Linked DNA regions of Mus musculus: region 2 is linked to region 1. Evidence: chromatin loops called from intact Hi-C (ENCODE). Cell type or tissue: gastrocnemius. All regions are shown on one strand. Each heading gives the region's core, and the rest is flanking DNA. Links, peaks and the distances in the headings are about the cores only.

Region 1 (5,059 bases), core at 432-4,431:
CCCCCCTGGGGTCCCAAGTCTCCCCTTTCAAGCAACCCACTCTAGAGGCAGTTCATCATTTGGGAAGGACACTCACAATGTAGCCTAGGTTGGCCTTTAACTTTAATCTTCTTACACTGGGTTCCAGGCATGCATCACCATACCAGACCCTAGATGTAAACCCTGAAAGAATTTTTAGTTTCAAGAACACATGAGGTTAAGGCTTTTCTACTCATATGATTCAAAAGACTCTTAATTATTTCAAAGGACCAGCTTACGTTTTTTTTCCTTTTCTTTAATTTTTTTAAAAAATACTATTTCTATGTATTTGGGTGTTTGTATGTATGTATGTATGTATGTATGTATGTTTGTTTGTATGTGTGTATGTATGTATGTGCACTGTTATGTGCCTGATGCCTGCAGAGGCCAAAAGAATCATTGGACCCTCTGGAGGGATGGTTGTAAGCCACCATGTCCTTTAGAAGAGCAACCTGTGCTCTAAACTGCTAAGCCACCCTCAGCCCTGGGCCTCACATTCTTTGAAGGAGTTTCTACGTCCTCTCACTTTTCCTATCATGCACCACCAACTTGTTGCAGGCTCGGGGTTTCCCACTGGCACTGGTTCTGAAGTGACTCCGAGACTTAATTATTTATGAATAAATGCCTAGGCCATAAGTTTTGGCTCATTTTCCAACTAACTTATAACTTATATAATCTGTTTGTTCTAGTTTGTGTCTGCCACATGGTTGGTTACCTCTCCTCAGTTTCATATGTCCGTCTCCTCTTAGTCCAGGTGGCCGACCTTAACTGCTCTTGGATCTTTCCCAGAATCCTTTCTTTCTCTGCCAGATGTCCTACCTTCTATTTCCTGCCTCAGCTAACAGGTGATGCTTCCACACAGTACATAAGAGATTCTCTCTACAAGTTGTCACATCCTTGGAAGTGCTAAAGCACTGTGTGCACAGTTCCCAGTTTACCAATATCTTGCTTCATCCTCAATACATGCTTGTGAAGATACAGCTAAGATGAGGGAGCAGGTCCTCGGGATAACTGGGGTGGCTGGAGACTAAGAACTGAATTCTAGCCCAGCGTGGTGGCGTACACCTTTAATCCCAGCACTCGGGAGGCAGAGGCAGGCAGATTTCTGAGTTCGAGGCCAGCCTGGTCTACAAAGTGAGTTCCAGGACAGCCAGGGCTATTCAGAGTAACCCTGTCTCAAAAAACAAACAAACAAACAAACAAAGAACTGAATTCTATTTGGGTTCCTTACTTAAGGTACTTTCTGTTGTGCCATTTGCTAATGGACCTGAGATGTTTACTCATTTTCATTTTTAAAAATTGAATGCTTATGAGTGTCTTGTTTGCATGTATGCATGTGTGCTACATGTGTGCCTTATGTCAGCAAAGGCCAGAAGATGATGTTGGATACCCTAGAACTGTAGTTACAGGTGGTTGTGAGCTGCCACATGTGTGCTAGGAATTTGAGCAGCAAGTACTTTTAACCATAGAGCTGTCTCTCTATCCCTGAACCTGAGATCTTAACAACAGTCGAATTAGCTCCTACTCAAAGGGCTCATTGTATGTATGTTTAGAATATTTTTTACATTATTATGGAAACATACCTTTTCAGTGTACTTCAGCATCACGTAGCATCAGTTTCCTTAAGTTCCTGACTCAGTGTTTCTTGTTAGAGATTTTATAGGTGAATTGATAGCCTGAGAGAGGTTGAAGATCTAATGGGCTGGTAACACTTTTGTCTAAGCCATTAACATTACCATGACCTTGGTTTTATCTACTCAGTCACATTTTAAGGAAGTTCTACAAAACACTGAGTACAGGTAGCTAAAAGGGGGAAGATTCCACAACCCAACTCATGTTGTCTGTTAATCTCTGGATGTATGGACCAACCCAAAATTCCACAGAGAGTCTTAATTACCAGTTCAGTTACTAGTCTACTTGAGTTTGATAACAAGTCAGAACTGTATGGTGCTCTCATACTATATATATAAAGCAGATTCTGAATTGGAGGGGTGGGACTGGCAAGCGTTGATTATGCACCAGCTATATCCCAGGAGTCTCAGGAAGGCACGGGCATGACAAAAGGAGCATTTAGGGCTGTGAATGGAAGAACGTTGCCCTTTGCTCACTAAAGGCCACTTTATTTCACACCTTTTGAGCTAGCATGCGTGGGCTCTTTCTCCTCTTACACACTTGTGCACAAGGGAAGAAGCACCCAGGTCCAAGGCGCGAGCAGAGAGGCAGGGAGGGGGAACGGCAAGCAGCCCTGGTCCTTCAGGGCAGCCCAGTCCCCTCGTCCTGTCCGGGGCTCCTCAACCGCTCCGCACAGCCAGCGTTCGAGGGAAAGCGCGACCGCATCAAGATACAGAGAGCTGGAGCGGAATAACGGCAGAAGGCGGAGGCGACCCGGTCAGCGAGGGGCGGGGCGGGGCGATAGCGCAGGCCCCGCCCTCGGCGGTTCCCGTGCTCTGATTGGCTCCCGCGGCCGCGCGCTCCCGGCCCTCCGCTTGAGGTTCTTAGGCGGGTTTTGCGGCCTGCGGCTAGCGACCCAGCACGCAACCGCCTGAGGTAGATCGCTGAGGCGGAGGCTGTGGGGCCGCTCGCTCTTCGCCGGCCTGCGCAGGTACCTTCACCTGCCCGCCCGCCCGCCGGGGCCTGATGGCGGGGTTCTGGGTGTCGCCTGTGCCCTCCCTCTCGCTCCCACAGTCCTGCGTGAGGAGGCGGGGACGCCTCAGCCCCACATCCCCGCGGCCTCGAGCAGCCCCGCCGGCCCCAAGGGCCGGGCATCCCGGAGGCGGGGACGGGAACTGGCGGTGCGGGGCGAGAGGAGGGAGACCGGGCAGTGCGGCTCCGGCGGGTGGCGCGGGGTTGGTGCGCGGTGGGGAGCGAGGCTCGGCCTCTTCACGGGGCTGAGGGATGAGTCCTGCCGCTGTGTCCCGTGTCCCACGCCCCCGGCCCGAGTCCTCCCGGGCTGGAGTTCTGAGCTGTCGCGTCTCATCGCGACACCTTTAGCCACTTTCTCCAAAAGTACGAAAGTTTTCCTGCCTACCTGCCCCCTGTCGTCAGCGATTGACTGTCAGATGCTCACACGGAGAAACTATTTCTAATATATATATATGTGTGTGTGTGTGTGTGTGTGTGTGTGTGTATGTATACGTGTGTATACACACACACACATATGTAATATATATAGTAACCACTAGCCATACACATACATATGATCCTGTCGCCAGAGTTTCTTCAGATGCTTACAGAATTCAGCTGTATGTACCAGACAAACAGAACCCCAGACCTCACACACCCGGACATCGTCTTTATGAATTTTGCTGTGATTTTTTTTTTCCCAATGTTGGGTCGAATGCATGCCACTGAGTTGAAGGATCTTTAACTTTTATGTTGTGAGACTTTTCCTTCAGAGGTCCAAATCGATCAATATCTGCTCACCCTAGACAGGGCATTCGTGACAGAGCAAAGTAGGGATTCCACCCAAGTCCGCTTTGGTGAAGCCCGGGTTTACAAGGGTATCTGTGGGAGAGGGCTTACTGACAGATAGAGCCTGTGTGGCTCAAGCTGCGTCCCTGAAAAGTCCACCCAGCTCAGGGGAAGCCCTGGGAAAGCTGCCGTCCTTACTGCTTTAGAACCTTGGACAGGGGCCTGTCGACTCTTGGGAGTTGTTTATTTTTCTGAGTCTTGTTTCGTTACTTCGTCTTAAGCAGCTTCCCTTTAGGACAGAATGTGTCTTGTTTGGAGACAATCAGCGAGCTTCTCTTATTTCCCCGTTCACTCTTTCTCTTGAGAAATGCCTCATCGTTTTTTCACTTGTTCTTTATTTCTTCCCTCTTGCATTAGAACTCTTACTCATTGATGCATCTAAACAAAGAGCTAAATTTAAAAAAAATACAGCAAAGTAGAATTTGACACAGGCTGCAGTTTTTCTTCGTAAGCTCTTAACTGCACAAACTTTGATTCAGTCTTTATGAACTTTAGTGAATCTCTATTTGGGAATTTCAGCCATTTCCTTTCCCTGTTTTCTCAAGTCTTAGATGAAATAATCTGATACATGAAGTTTGCATTTTCTTATTTTGTTTCAATATAAAAACATTGTTTAAAAGTCACTTACCATTGAGTAAAACTTAGCTCCTGGACAATGTAGCACAGTGTTCTGCATTCTGATATATCTGTCTTACCTCTGAATCTAGCCCTGCCCTGGTCCTTTTTGAGAAACTTAATGACTGTTTGGTTTTTTGTTGTTGGGTCGTCCCCCCCCCCCCAGAAGAAAGGCAGATGAAGGAATCAAAAGACAAATAATTGTAGAACTAATTATAATTTCCATCTATTTTGGTTGTTGGTTAGTTCTGTTTGTTTCGCTTTGAGTTGTCCATGCTGGTCTTTGAGATATATGTTGTCCACGCTGGTTTCAGACTGAAGATACAGCTGTGGCTACAGATGCTGTGACTAGCCTGGTCTCAGACTAAAGATACTTTCCTCCCTCTCCCTCTCCCTCTCCTCTCCCCTCCTCTCCTCTCCCCCTCCTCTCCCTCCTCCTCCTCTCCCCTCTCCCTCTCTCTCTCCCCTCCTCCTCTCCCCTCTCCTCTTCTCTCCCCTCTCCCCCTCCCCCTCTCTCTCCTCCCTCCTTCCTTCTCTCCTCCTCTCCCTCTCCATCCCTTCTTTCTTCCTTTCTACACCACACACACACACACACCCCTACCTCTTGCATTCCTGCTGCCTTCTAAGGCCAGGAAAGGGCATTGAATCCCCTGGAACTGGAGTTGGATGCTTATGAATCACTATGTGAGTGTTGAGATTCAAACCTGGGTTCTGTGGAAGAATGGTGAGTGTTCTTAACTATTGAGCCATCTTTCTAGGCTCTCTGCCTAATTCTTTATAATCTAACCCTACACTGGTTAATACAGTAACCACTAGCCATATGTGACCATTAAACACTTGAATTTGTCCCGGTACAACAGAAAAGTTTGATTTTTACTTAATTTAAATATAAAATGAAAGGAGTGTAAAATACTATCCTATATAATTTTTTTTTGTTATTGTTGGTTTTTTTTTC
Region 2 (5,059 bases), core at 596-4,595, 210 kb after region 1:
GGTAAAGGGAATCCCAAACAACTCAAGTTATTGCTGGGACTATAGTTTACTCTCTACCAACTGATGTCAAGGCCCCCTTTCAGAAAACAACACCTACACAACTCACTGAACACGAAGAAGTCAAGCTGGTGACTCACAGAGTTTTCACCCCCTACATTCTAGTGTTTTGGTACAGTGAGGTACAGGGATACCAAAAGAGAAACATAAACACCAACTCAGCCTCAAACCCTTTGATCTACAATGGTGTCCTGCCTGCAAGGTATGTCAGGAAAGTGGTAGCACAAAGCTTATGGAAGTAACCAACCGATATCCGATTTGAATTAAGGCACACTTCCTGAGATGAAACCCACACTGCTTGAGTGATGCAGAACCTGAGACTAGATAGCCCAGGGACCTAGGATAAATACAAATACTATTTACTGTTCTAAAAAAATAAAGTAGCAATATAATGACTCCTAATGACATTCTGATACTTGTAGATCACTGTCTTGCTCAGCCATCACCAGGGAAGCTTCCTCCTGCAGCGGATGAGAAAAAAATGCTGTCAGGAGCTATCATAGGAGATGCTAATAACTAGCATGTGATCTTCCTGAGATGAGTCTGCCTTAGATTATAATCCACAATGAATTTGCTCCAGTAGGCAAGGCCCAGGAAAAATTCATTTTTAGGAAAGATTCCTGCTATTAATATGCTTTTCCTGTTATTATTAAACATATATAACAATCACTAGGTATTAGCCCACCCTTTTGAACAGATCTCTGTAGAACTACGAAGATATACTGCCTTGTAGTGATGCTATATAGACAAATAGATGACTTCTTGATTCTTAATGATGATCCTTTAAAAAATCATAAAATTATAACAGTATTTACTAAGCTCTTTTGTAGTGTTACACCATTAGGTTCTCTCTGATAATCCAAACTTCAGTGAGAACTCTGCCAGTCTCTTAGTGTCATGAGTTGATTGCTTCTGAGATGGCAAGCAGGCATCTATTACTTAGAGCACATTCCAAGAGGTTGTAAAACCATTAACCAAATGTTTTGGTCAGAGTTTATATTCCTGCCAAAATATCATGACCAAGAAGCAAATGGGGGAGAAAAGGGTTTATTCAGCTTACACTTCCACATTGCTGTTCATCACCAAAGGAAGTCAGGACAGGAACTCAAGCAGGTCAGGCAGCAGGAGCTGATGCAGAGGCCATGGAGGGATGCTGCTTACTGGCTTGCTTCCCCTGGCTTGCTCAGCCTGCTCTCTTATAGAACCCAGGGTTGGCACCACCCACAATGGGCCCTCCCACCCTTGGTCACTAATTGAGAAAATGCCTTACAGCTGGATCTCATGGAGGCAATTCCTCAAGGGAGGCTCTTTTCTCTGTGATAACTCCAGCTTGTGTCAAATTGACACACAAAACCAGCCACTACACCAAAGGTCATAAAAAGGGAACTAATGGTTTACTATAGGTGCTAGGACAGAAGACAAAATGTTGACTGGGTTTGTCTATACAAAACTTCACTAATCACATAAGTCACATAAGTTATAGTTTTTAAGTATCCGTGAACCTGCTGAGTTTGGGACAGATAATGAATGTTTTGCCAGATAAATACTCCTAATGGATACGCATGCAAACATTCTCTGTTTTAAACTTGTTGTTCGATTTATGACTTGAATTTATGTGTAAACTTGTGATGAACTTCTTACCATTTGATCATGTATTCTGAAAGATGTACAAGTGCTGAAGACAAAGAGAAGAGAATATTCTTTTTGTCTCACTTTTCTTAGCATTTTCTTTATCCCCCTTTTCTTAGCATTCTTCTTGTCCCCCCTTTTCTTAGACATACCCATATTCCCCTTTTTTTCTTAGGAGCCCTTTCCTCCTTTTTCTTAGAGAGCTCTCACAGGAAACCTTTGAGAACTTAGAAATAAACACTAAAATGACTTTTCAAAGTGTCCCTTTTTCTTCCTGGGATTCCAACTAGCAGACTGAAAGTTAGAACCTCACAATTCCTGTGGAGATAAAACAAAGGCTACTTTTATATAATCTCCTACTGTTTCAGAATGAGGTGCTAAACAGTGCCTTACCTCAGAGGAACTCAGAAGGCAGGTCAGCTACTGAGGCAAAGTGACTTAGAATTGAAACAGGAATTTATTATTATTATTATTATTATTATTATTATTATATATGTTGTCTTTCTAAAAACCAAATTGAAAGCAGCAGCAAAGCCTGACTAGGTTAAGCAATCAGATCTCACTCCCAAAGTTCTGGAAAGAAGTTCAAGGTTCAGGTGCAAACTTGATTTTTTCCCAAGGTCTCCTTTTTTGGGGGTGGGGGGCGGGGGGTGGGGGGTGGGGCATCAGAGATGGCTGTCCTCTCTGACATCTTTTGGTGTCTCTTCTGTATGTGCCCCCTTATGAAGATGAGTTACCACGTCTAAGGACACCGGTCACATTGGACTAGAAGCCACCCTGACAACCTCACTTAACTACTCCTTTGAAGGCTTCATCAATAACACATAGTGGCATAATCGTCTCATAAGCTCTCTTCTGTATTTATACTCTTCAGGCTTCCTCAAAGCACCCTGGGCATGTTTATGCATCCTCTGACCTTCCTCTGGGATTCTCAACTTCTAAACCAAAAGGCTGTGCACTGAAGTAAGGCAGGGAGGTCTGAAAGGAGACAATGTCAGAAAGAACATCAGAGTCTATCAAAGGTTGGGGGGAAGCCACCGGGCCCTAGGAAGCAGGACTTCTTTGTGCCCCATGTCTGATCTCTAAGCCTTATCAGAGAGTACAGAGTTTGAAGCTTGGGACAGAGCAGGGATCAAGCTATGTGTAGAACTATCTTTTGTCATGTTGACGTGGCAGAATAGGATTGGTGTCTGTGTATAAAAGAATGGGGAGCCCCTAAAGTCTGCTGCCTCTATCTCCCACAGTCCAAGTGGCAATAGGAGGTTACTATGATGTTCTAAAGTAATGATTCCCAACCTGTGGTCATTGTCATGCCATCCTTTTGAGTGGGGGGGGGGGGTCACGTATAAGATAGCCTGCACATCAGCTATTTATATTATGATTCATAACAGTAGCAAAATTACAGTTATAAAGTAGCAACAAAAAAATTACGGTTGGGGTAGGGGGTCACCATAACACGAGGAACTGTGGTGAAGGGTCACAGTGTTAGAAAGGTTGAGAACCACTGTTCAAAAGGTTTCCATGAAGAAAAAACTTTTTTTTTTTCAGAGCAAGAAAGCACCAATGAATCAGTCTAGAAGGAGGCCTGGGACCCAGGTGTGAAACATAAGGGCATTCCGAGGATAGAGAAGCCATGGGGCCCTGTTACATGAGTCTGGTTCAAGTACCCAGTATCTAATTTTTCTAAAGGTTGTTTATTTTCTTTCCTTTTAGTATGAAGTAAAGTTTATTTAGGGCATGGGGAGGGGAGTTGAAGGGGTAGAAGAGACAGAAGGAGGGAGGGAGAGAGGGAGGGAGGGAGAGAGGGGGAGGGAGGGAGGGAGAGAGAGAGAGAGAGAAGGAAGAGAAGGAAGAGGAGGAGGAGGAGGAGGAGGAGGAGGAAGAGGGGAGGTTGGCTATGAGCACCTGGAGAGAGAGGGGGAGGGGAATGGAGAGAGAAGGGACAGAGAGGGAGGAGAGGAAGAGAGGAAGAAGAGCAAGAGCAAGGGAAGGTTGTTCATTTTCAGAAAGTATCGTTACAGCTGACTCTTTCTATAATTCCTTAAAACCTTAATTTTGATCCCCCATAAATACAGCAGGGTTAGTACCAGATACAGTTTCTATCAATTATGATGTCAATTCTAAGCATGTGTATTAGCTTTCAAAACTCCATACCACCACTGTATCTTTTTATTATCTGTGTATATTCATTGTACACAGTACTGGCTCTGATGGGGACAATTTATTTCAAGTACATTAGAGCCCAGGCTGACCTGAAACTCGAAGTGATCCTCCTGCCTCTTCCTCCTAAGGGGGAACACCTGACATCTGTGATACTCAGATGCAGATAGTACAAATTAACACCAAGAAGGGGACCCATTATATAAGCCCCCAAGAGCTTAGATTGAATTCCAGAGAAGAAAGAAAAAGAGAATTTCCAACTTTAATTGTGACTGAATAATAAACTTGAATTGACTAAGACATGACTGTATTTGAATGAGTTTATCTGAAAGTGGCTAGATTCAATTTTCTCCGCTTTGAGGCAGAACAGAGGCACAGGGAAGAAATTACACTCAATTACAGGAGAATAGAGAAAATTACATTTTTGCACACTCAAGTCAGTAGCTGTGAAATTTGTGTTGGCTCCAATAATTACAGGCAGCCAGGTGTTGGTATGATCTTAAGAACAAACCGACAGATCATTATGGGCAGTTTTTCCAAATTATTATCTGATCCACAGCTGTAACTCAGAAGGTCAGTGTAGTGTCTCATCATTAGACGTCATGATGAAGTGGGTTTGAATTTCTGTTCAAAACCTTTTCTTTATATCAGAAATCAGAGTCAAGTCTTGAGAGGTTGAAAATGCTTCTTTCTTTCCAAGTTTTCAGGGGCCCAGTCCAGAATATAACCTATGACCAACAGGAAGAAAATAGGAAGTCCTGGGTAGTGTTGGAATCCGGTTAACACCCGTCAATCCACCCTTCACACCTCTGTTCAACACCACTGAGACCTAGGCATGGATCCCCGTGGGTGTGACACACAGGGACTCAGGCTTTTAATTAGGCTTTGGCAGGCAGGACCACAGTGGGAGGATGGAGAGTGAGCTAGTCTCCCATCTTCCAATCCTGGCTCCATGGATTTGTTGCAGACCCTTGGAAGACCGTAGCTCCTGTCAGGCAGCCTTCTCCACAGGTTTACACAGCTCCCCTGGACTCTTGCTCTCTATGGGTTCAGTGTAGGACAGAAACGTGCCTGTTAAACTTCTCTTTCCCGTGGGGTCCCCACGGGCCTGAAAATCATGCCTTTTGTAAACTCTCCTCTGATTACTGTGTCATCTTCTGTGGTGTTTTGGCCGATGCTTCGGCAAGAGTTGTGGGACAATCCCATGCTACCT

The links. Peaks named below come from ENCODE experiments on the same cell type or tissue, not always from the same donor. Only the 100,000 strongest peaks of a DNase experiment are listed, where the experiment ranks them.
Region 2: it touches region 1 in a loop (2.5-fold over the local background); 1 of 42 quality-filtered maps calls a loop at or near these places.

Annotation. Positions count from the first base shown.
Region 1 is chr17:71,549,522-71,554,580 of GRCm38, forward strand. Spdya (speedy/RINGO cell cycle regulator family, member A) reads left to right here and starts at 2,540. Exons shown (of 7, transcript NM_029254.1): 1 at 2,540-2,620. In gastrocnemius, for the core only: no CTCF peak of the experiment used is centred there; DNase peaks (open chromatin) are centred at 2,473 and 3,493; H3K4me3 peaks cover 1,709 bases; H3K27ac peaks cover 907 bases.
Region 2 is chr17:71,762,788-71,767,846 of GRCm38, forward strand. It overlaps Gm30140 (a long non-coding RNA gene), which reads right to left. Exons shown (of 4, transcript XR_001782175.2): 4 at 4,101-4,574. Among named protein-coding and RNA genes, the nearest start is that of Pcare, 12 kb to the left of the region's middle. In gastrocnemius, for the core only: no CTCF peak of the experiment used is centred there; no DNase peak of the experiment used is centred there.